2 separate regions of the Homo sapiens genome follow, and region 2 is linked to region 1. Evidence: read pairs that join two places in POLR2A ChIA-PET (ENCODE). Cell type or tissue: OCI-LY7. All regions are shown on one strand.

The links. Peaks named below come from ENCODE experiments on the same cell type or tissue, not always from the same donor. Only the 100,000 strongest peaks of a DNase experiment are listed, where the experiment ranks them.
Region 2: POLR2A ChIA-PET joins it to region 1 with 9 read pairs; 1 of 35 experiments calls an interaction of 5 or more read pairs at or near these places.

The regions. Positions count from the first base shown.
Region 1 is chr2:36,057,235-36,062,234 of GRCh38, forward strand. No RefSeq gene overlaps it. Among named protein-coding and RNA genes, the nearest start is that of CRIM1-DT, 300 kb to the right of the region's middle. RefSeq lists an enhancer at 2,542-2,591. In OCI-LY7, no CTCF peak of the experiment used is centred here; DNase peaks (open chromatin) are centred at 2,647 and 3,107; H3K4me3 peaks cover 511 bases; H3K27ac peaks cover 1,145 bases.
Region 2 is chr2:34,167,047-34,172,046 of GRCh38, forward strand. All of the region lies in intron 4 of LINC01317 (long intergenic non-protein coding RNA 1317), which reads left to right. Among named protein-coding and RNA genes, the nearest start is that of LINC01318, 100 kb to the left of the region's middle. In OCI-LY7, no CTCF peak of the experiment used is centred here; a DNase peak (open chromatin) is centred at 4,025.

The DNA of each region.
Region 1 (5,000 bases):
CTTTTTTGGTATTTCCTATGCACCCCAAGTAGATGGTGGCCCATTTTACTTAACCTTGCTGTGACTCTGGGACAAGACTTTTCCCTAACACAATTGGATTATTCTTTCACCATTTGCTAGCTATTTCTTTAGGAGATATCTGAGGCACACTTAGCTCAGTCGCTTAGCTTTTTCAGCAACTGGGATATAGAAAACAGGATTCTGATCTTGCCGTCAGAAGACCTGAATTATTTCTATTACCAGCTATGTGACCTTGGTGAGTTACTTAAATCCTTCTGAGTCTCAAAACTAGTTCCCGTAAAATTCTTAAAATAAGACCTAACTCATAGGTTGTATGTGCCATACCAGCTGTGAAATTGGAGGTCATGAGGTATACAGTCTAAAGCAAAGAGGACAAATTAATTTCAACTCAAGGAACACATCTAGTTAAATTACAATAACTACCTGTAAAGCTTAGAAGGAATGTGGGCCATGGCCAAGCTCAGGAGTGGGAATATGAGTGACACATAAGTGCCATCCCTGATATCAGGTATTATTTATTATTTAACTTTCAAAGGACTATCTCAGGTGTCATCTCATTCCTTCATGATTGATCGAACCTAATCAGTCTGCTCCCTTAATATAATAGAGAAGTCAGATCTGTAAGTTTACTCACTCAATGAGAAGCTGTTTAAATAAAAATATCAATAAGTGTAAACAGTACTATGTTTTACCATCTTTTTTTATTCTTCAAAATCAGATAGTCTATGGAAAAAAAAAAAACACCAGTCAAAGACATCTAGCAAAACTCTTCTTAAGATGAAAAAAGTTTTTAATACTTCAATCTGTGGTTTTTGTTCTTTATGGGCAGAGGGCAACATCTGACATTGTTTTCCTTTTTAACAGTCAATGTGACTATTTGACTCAAAGAGAGGATTCAAGTGCAGTAGAATAAAGCTGCTAGAGAAATAAAGCAGGAAGTTTCAAATTAAAGAAGAATGGAGTGGAGATTGTGAGGAAATGCAGATCAAAGTGACAGGGTTGAGGGGAGAAGAAGGGACAAAAGAAATGGCAGATAAGAGCAGAAAGACCAAAGCCAGGGTAAAGTGCAGTGAAAAGGAAAGAAGTCAGAAGGAAATATGTTTTCATTTATACTACTCCGGAAGGGTATTTTAAAAGGAATATGATGTCACTTCCGTGTCGGTATAGCAAAGATATTTCATAATACATAATTGTATTCCTTTTTGTCCATCAGGACCAAATTATTGCTTTCTCTAGAATTAATTTTTCTACTTTTTAGCAGAGCTTCAGAGAAATACTAAAATGATTTCATTTTTAAGAACTCATGTTTACTTATGGCACCCTTAAGAACATTCCCAAGATAAATATAAACAAATCTAATCTTACTCTCACAATGTGCTTCCCATGAAGTTTAGTCACTGAAATAGATGTACCACACAAAGGAGAATCAGTGCCAAACCTAATCTCACACTTTTAAGAATCATAAATCTTTACTTTTTAAATGAACATTCAAGCAACAATGATGTCCCTGTTACAGAAGTAATGTTACTTTAAAATGTTGCATTCCTTGACAAGTTTGCAAGTATGAACATAACACTTGTGGATCTTACTAGTGACAAAAAAAGGAATTTGCAGTTACTTTTAGTTTTAGTTTTATTTGCATTTGAACATTACAATAGATTGGAATTTTGGAATTTGTCTAGACTACAAAATTTTGCTCAGGAAAGTATAGATATGTTTCCCTTGCCCCGAAGAATGAATTTCTACTGTACTCTGTGATTGCATCTCGCAAATGAATCTTTATAGAGGAAGACTCTCTGCATATGCCTATGTCTCACACAGTCAGCTCAGCATATGTGACCATCTCAGTCCTCAGCCTGCCTCCCAGGTAGTTCCCTAAAAGTGTCCCACAGGCAACTCTGGCCTCAACTAGTAACAGATTTTGCTAGATTGTTTCACTTCCCAGGGGTGTGATTCAACATGATACATGATCTGACTCATGTAATAGGTCTACAAATTTTTTATTAAAATGTGACTTATGAAACAGTGCAAACATTCAGTATAGATCAAAGGCTTAGCAAACTATATATTCATTAGCTGGAATATTATACAGCCATCACAGATTATATTTAAACACATTTTTAAAGATAAAATAACAATTTTTAAAAATCAGTATTCAAAATTGTATATATGCTATAATTGTATATATATAGTGGGAAAAATAAAATTAAGCTTGTATAAAAATAAAACTAAGCATGTGTAAAAAGAAATATACGGTAACTGTGACTAGGTAGCTGGACTGTAGTGATTTTTTTATCTATATTTCTATTTATTTTCAGCATTTGCTTAAATGAGATTATGCTGCTTTAATAATGAATATGCTTGTATTTTAAAGTATTTGACAAAAAGGCCGATTTTGTTTTTGTTTTTCCTCTTAAATTTATTTTTTACTTTTTTTTTTTTTTTCTAATGAGGGAGGATCAAGGCAAAGCATAGCAAGGGTCAAAAACAGGAAGATTCAAGTTGGGGACCTAGGATCAGATATGGAAGCTGCCATAAAGAGATAAGAAAGCAAGTAAGCAAGTAAGCACAGCTGCAGGTTTATTGCTATAGGTCAAAGTTACAAACTGAGATCAGCCCACCAAGAGATAGAAAGAGGAACAGAAACTTAGCTCTAAGACCAGAAAAGGAGGAAAGGAAGAGGAGGCAACACCCTAGTATATCATGGGACATCTCATATGTAACTCATTGAGTCTTCATATTTTCTTTCTTTCTTCATACTTCTTTCATGAACTTTGGAGAGAGCTAAGAACCAGACAGGACTTTAAACTTTGGAGAGAACTAAGAACCAGCCAAAGCTTATGGCCCTTTAATCATTCAGTATAAATTCCTCCAGGGCCAAGCACCATCTCTGGCACTGGGGAAGCAACAACGAACAAAAAAGGATAGCCCCACACTCCTGGGGTTGATAGTCTTGATGGGGAGAGTTGACAAAAATATAGAAAAATTAATCAGTTAGATAACTAGCTAGTGTCAGGAACGAATAAGGGCATAAAGACAATAAGATAGGATCACATGACCAGGAAGTGTACTTCCCACAGTCAGGGCAGAACTTTTTAAAGAGGTAACACCCGAATTGAAGCATGATGATACAAAAACCAGTAAAGACCTGAGGGAAGGATGTTACAGCTTTAGAGGACAATCTCACATCAAGCCAGCTCCTGCAGAACACAAGAACCTCAGTGAGAGGAGATAAACCAAGGCGGGGAGTCTGTTAAAGAAGACAAGGAGGACACTTGCTCTCATCTCAACTCTGGGTGAAAGAAATTGGGAGGTAGAAAAGTTTCCCTGAAAATTTATGTTTACAAACTGGAACTCACTTGGGTTATAGCCAGAATATACACTACTAGTATAGTGGGGAGGATATAAAGCTTAGAAGTTAGTTTGAACTTAGTGTTTACTTTTCATAAACAAAAGAAAATTAACTTTAGAGGAAAGCAACTTAAAACTGGTCCTCAAAAAAACTCCTACAGGTTATGTTCCATAAAACATGTGTTCACAGAAAACAAAAACAACAGACTCAGAAAGACTGCCAATATTAGGATTATCAAATGGGTAGCCTAAATAATTATCCTTAATGCAGTTATAAAAACTAAAGTATCTGTCTCAAGTATAATAGAAACAGTAGACTGAAAATAATGAAACATACTTGGGAAAGAATTAAATAAAGCTTCTAGAAAAAAATCAAACAAATATTTTAAAAACTGAAATTACAAAATCAACAAATGGATTAAAGAGCAGATTAGGCACAAATGGGAAAACACATATAAAACTACTTTTTAGAGTAAATATAAAGTACTCAACAAAATTAGGGATTAATAGAATTATGCATGCAAAGCTGGCTATCCCAGATTACTACCAAATAGAATGTTAGAGAAGAGAGTATTTCTAGAGGTTAGCTTATCAAGCATCCTCTCAGAACAAAAATTCCCCCCTGGAGGCTCCTTTTATTCAGAGTGTGAGCTCCAAGACAGAAGGGACCAGTGTGACTTATTCACCAGCAGATCTCCAGCATTGGAAATAGTTGTTGGTTAAGTGCTCAATACACATTTGTTAACCGAATGAGTGAATAAATGAATAATGACATATTTAATAATAGTTGGTAGAAAGCCTACAATGATATTTGGAAACTTTAGTCTAATTCTGGGAATACACATCTCTAAAACATCTGGTTTAAAAAAATGAAAGATTCAGCCCACTAGAAAATAATTTTTGTGCCAAATGCCAAGAGATTGACATATAGAGATTTGAGTTTCTGTATATCACTGAATGGTTTGACAGTGGTTCTCTCTTCTTATGCCCTTATTTAGTTGTTGTGCTGACAAAATTCAAGCAATACTCCACCTCCGCAATCTGTTTCATCTCCCACACTCCCTGCACATTTTGAGATACTGAATCTAAAATTTGTAAATGCTAGTGAATGAGGCTCTGATGCAGTCTTCAGAATTGGAAAACTCTTTATCAATCCTAGCAGATTAGCCCAAGCTTATCTTTAATGCAGCATATCAGTTGAGGAGGTGGCAGGGAAAATAATAAGTAAATAGTTTTCACTGCTAAATCACTTTCAGTTCATGCCACATTGTATATTACATGCCTACTCTCTTCTGTCCACAATTAGATTTTTCTGGTGCTCAGGTGGATGTGATTCCATCAGTACAAATTAGCTGAAAACCCAGCCATTTCATCTACACGGCGATCTACAGATTCACAGATATGATGCCATCCCCAAAGGATCAACTTTATGCTGGGCATTTCATCTACAAAGCCACCCCCAAGTTACCAAAGGAGGCAAAATGGTAGCTCTCTGCATACGTATAATGGACTCTCAGTGCTCCTGCTTTTAAGCAGGATCATTTCTGTTCACATGAATGGAATAGATTTTCTAAAATGGATAGAATCCTAGAAAAACGACATAATGACCAGGCTCTGCAAATCAGCTG
Region 2 (5,000 bases), 1.9 Mb before region 1:
ATCCATTATCGATTATAGATAAGAAGAAGTTGAGTGCTAATGCTATATTTTTTTACTAAATCTCTCTTATTCATGAAGTCTGAAATTTGGAATGCAACTAACAAGTAACTCTTGATTCCACCTTTCCTTTGTTGTGTTCCAGGCTGGAAACAATAGAGACATATTACTACCAATTTTGCAGGTAAATAACACCAACAAGAATTGGTCTTATAAACACTAAGTTGAAATTAAATATTAATTCTCAACTGTTTTCTAAGAGCTGCTAGTATAGTAAATGCAAAGCCGGAGATTTGCCTAACAGGGAAGCCCAGTATTAAAGGCTATAGCTGGAATGCAGTCTCTACCTTGTATAATGTCAGATGATCCTCGCCTGGGTTGTCTATATATTTTTTTTTAATTGATATTTCTCTCCTACTTTTCAAAGCGAGTTAATGATGACCTAATATGGATGGAAATAGCTATGGTGTATGTATATGTGTGAGAAAGTAGGGTATAGCTTTTGATGAGCACTAGTTAGTGTTTTAACACCAACTACATTGGAGACATCTCTATGTCATGTATTACTTAAAATAATCCTCCTGGATAGGTTTCACAGTCTCAAATTTATAGATGAAAACCATGAGGCCACTAAGTCCATATGTGGTAGATACAGAATTAGAGTGCAGTTTTGTGTTGTCTGTCTTCAAAGCTCTTCTTCTTAAGGTTTTGGCTCACTGTCTTTCTGTCTATGCATATTTACTTTGCAAAGAGAAGCATGACTTTAATATCATATATTTAGCTAAATTAAAGCTGTAAGCTTGCACAAAGCTTGTGCCTGATCTCATCTTGCCTTTTTCTTATTTGTATAAAAATATATTTTCTTTTCTAGGGACAACTATCTCCTTTATCTACCTATTCCCAGTGAAATGTAGATTATTTTGTATAATCAAGCTGTTTACTTGAGTTGCTACTAAAAATAAAATCCCACACTGTCTATTTTAATATTAATTCATTCAATTATTTGGTAAAAGTTGTGTGTATATGAGAGAGAGAGAGTGTGTGTGTGTGTATTTGCAAGGTTTTCAGACCAAAAAGTAGCTACCATGCAATTTTCAGGATATGTTTTACAATATTAACAAAGAAAAAGAACTAAGGTAGATAGCAGTTTGAAAGTAAAATGGTTTTTCTATGCATGGCTTCACTTAGCATAATGTCCTCCAGATTCATCCATGCTGTTGCAAATGACAAGGTTGTCTTCTTTTTTAAAACTGAATAATATTTCAATGTGTACCTATATACTACATTTTCTTTATCCATTCATCCATTGATGAGCAGTTAGGTAGATTCCATACCTTGGCTATTGTGAATAATGCTGCAGTGAACACAGGAATGCAGATTTTTCTTCAACGTAATTGATTTCATATCCTTTGAATATATATCCGAAGTGGAACTGCTAGATCATATGATAGTTCTTTTTTTAACTCGTTGGGTAATGTTCATGCATGATCTCACTTATATAAGGAATCTAAAAAACTCAGACTCATAGAAGCAGAAAGTGAAATGTTGGTTTAACAGGAGCTAGGGCAGGGATGGGATGTAAGGGGAAATGTTGGTCAAAGGGTACAAAGTTTCGCTTAGGAGAAATAAGTTCTGAAGATCTATTTAAATGCATGATGACTACCCATGACAATAATGCATTGTGTACTTGAAAATTACCAAGAGAGTAGATTTTAATACTCTCATCACAAGTATTAATATATGTGGTGATGTATATGTTAATTTGCTTGGTTTAATCATTCCACAATGTGTGTGTGTGTGTGTGTGTGTGTTTGTGTGTGTGTATGTATCCCTCTCTCAAAACATCATATTGTATATCATAAATATATAAAATTTTTGTTAATTACAAAAGTAAAATTATTGAATATACTAGAAAATAATCAGAATTTGGTTTAAAATAAAATGATAATGCAACATTTTTATACAATGAAGCAGTTCATAAATGCTTAGGTATAAGGTCAGGGAATACAAAGACAATAAAACTCTAATATCTTAAAAGAACCCAAAAAAGGTAGCAAAAAATTTCAAAATATGAAAGCTAGCTATAGCAGTGAACACTAGTATTAGGAAAATTTGCAACAGCCATTCAACTCTAGTATTAGCCTAATGATATCAAAGTCCATGGAGAGTCCAAGTAGGAGCTGGAGTCTTGCAGACTGCAGGAGCCATCCTAGGCCCCTGGAATTATATGCAATGTAATTCAGTGAATAGTTCCAGATGTTTGAACTTCTCAAAAGAGAGTTAGAACACTGTGACAGTTGCTTCGTTGTCTGTTCCTGCCAAGCTAAAAGCCTTAAACAGAGGCTCCAAAAGTATGCCTAGGTGTTTGCTTCCTGTGTCTGCTCTGTATTTGTCACTGCTCAGCAATCATTTAGATATGTATTTGTTGCAACTTATTTGGCCATCTAGATGCTAAATAACAAGGCTATCCAGAATAATTTATCTGCTGTACTACAGGAAGCAGAAGTGCTTCTTCATATTGAATTCTAAATGTGAAATTATTATTTATTGATAATTTTGGGGGAGAGTGAGGCATTGAAATTCCATAGAAACAGCCTTAGAGCAAAATATAGTCTTCTGGGGATACTATATTTCCTATTAATCACTTTCTTCTCAATGCTGACAACACCAAGGATTATAGAAAATATCTATTACATAACTCCTGAGTTTATAACTTTTTACTCTATCTTAGTTTTTAATCTCCATAAAGACAAAAGTATGTTTTTCATCTTTTATATGCACTTTAGTATTTGTAAAATTCTGGGCCAACAGGAAGGCTCAACAATTGTATGTTAATTGATTAATCACTGATTGAGGCACTATTTGTTTGACCTAAAATAGCCAATAGGTTTTGTCAATTCAGTGATGAAACTAGAAGAGCTTGTTGTTTGGTTTGACTTTTTTTTTTTTTTTTTAGGGACCAACTTTCCACATCAGTTAATTAAAAAAAATAAAATAAAATTACTCCCAGGGCCTGTATAGATAAAACCTGAAGAACTCTTTCAAACACTTTGAAATCATCAAACTGAAGTGTTTTTTCATTGATCATTGCTTTTTGGGGTCTGCCTGGGAGCATTTGAAGAAGGTCATGTTCTCTTTTATGAAAGTGGGGGACCATAAGCTTATGAGGAAGAAAGGACCTTAAGTAAACTTCTGCCAGACAGACTTGGAGTTTCTGAAATACAGATTAACTGCAGTGATTGATTTTTTTCCACTTCAGTAGCATACAAGGTGATACAATATGAGGCAAGGACATAAACCACGTTCAGGAAGCCAACACGTCATCTTGCAGTCTGTCAGTCAAAGATACATCAAACCTCAGACTGAAATGAAAGTCTACCATGCAGGAACGCTATCCAGTTTTCTTTATGGATATGACACTGGATCTGTTACTGGTGCATAACTTCCAGGACACCACTATCCTGCCATGTTTCGTATTAGATGGCAGACAGTTTCCAAATGCCAGGATCTAGGAAGCAGTTGATCATCAGGTGTTGACAATAGTACCATTAAAAATCAGCTCCACCAGGCTGGACATCTGTAGGGAGTGAATAACAAAATCTCCCAGTTCCGGGGCAGAGAAGGTGGCATACGATGGTTCCTTATAGGAGTATTATTTGTATGCAAAGATATACCACGTTGTTACCTTTAGTTCATAGTGCTCCAGAGGGCATTTTTCATCATTTAATACACACCCACTATGTATAAGAACATTGACATGTACTAAGAAAGTCAAGATGAATAAGAGTGTTTAGCTCAATAAGTGTTTGTTATTGAATTAAATTACTGAAAATACAATATCCTGAGTGCCAAAATAGTATATGCAATATACTAAGTGTATTAGCCCATTCTCATACTGCTATGAAGAAATACTTGAGACTGGATAACTTATAAAGGAAGGAGGTTTAATTGATTCACAGTTCTGCATGGCTGGTGAGGCCACAGGAAACTTAAAATCATGGCAGAAAGGGAAGTGAAAACATCTTTCTTCACAAGGTGGCAGGAGAGGAAGTGCCTAGCAAAGGGGGAAATGCCCCTATAAAACCAATGGATCTTGTGAGAACTCACTATCACAAGAACAGCATGAGGGTAACTGCCCCCATGATTCAGTTACCTCCCACGACATGTGGGGATTATGGGAACTATAATTCAAGGTGAGATTTGGGTGGTGACACAGCCAAATCATACCATTCCACCTGTGGCCCCTCCCAAATCTCAAGTCCTCACATTTCAAAACATAATCATGCCCTTCCAACAGTCCCTCAGAGTATTAACTCATTCCAGCATGAACCCAAAAGTTCAAGATCAAAGTCTCATCTGAGACAAGGCAAGTCCCTTTTGCCTACAAACCTGTAAAATCAAAAGCAAGTTAGTTACTTCCTAGATACAATGGAGGTACAGGCGTTGGGTAAATACATCCACTCTAAATGGAAGAAATTGGCCAAAACAAAGGCGCCACAGGCTCCATGCAAGTCCAGAATCCAATAGGGCAGTCATTAAAACTTAAAGTTCCAAAATGATCTTCTTTGACTCCATGTCTCACATCCAGGTCACACTGATGCAAGAGGTGGGCTCCCACGGCCTTGGGGAGCTCTGCCCCTGTGGCTTTGCAGGGTACAGCTCCCCTCCTGGCTGCTTTCACAGGCTTACATTGAATGCCTGCAGCTTTTCCGGGCTCACGGTGCAAGCTGTTGGTGGATCTACCATTCTGGGGTCTGGAGGACAGTGGCCCTCTTCTCACAGTTCTACTAGGCAGTGCCCCAGTGGAGACTCTGTGTGGGGGCTCTGACCCCACATTTCCCTTCTGCACTGCCCTAGCAGAGGTTCTCCATGAGAGCTCCACCCCTGCAGCAAACTTCTGCCTAGATATCCCGGCATTTCCATACATCCTCTGATATGTAGGCGAAGGTTCCCAAACCTGAATTCTTGACTTCTGTGCACCTGCGGGCCAACACCATGTGGAA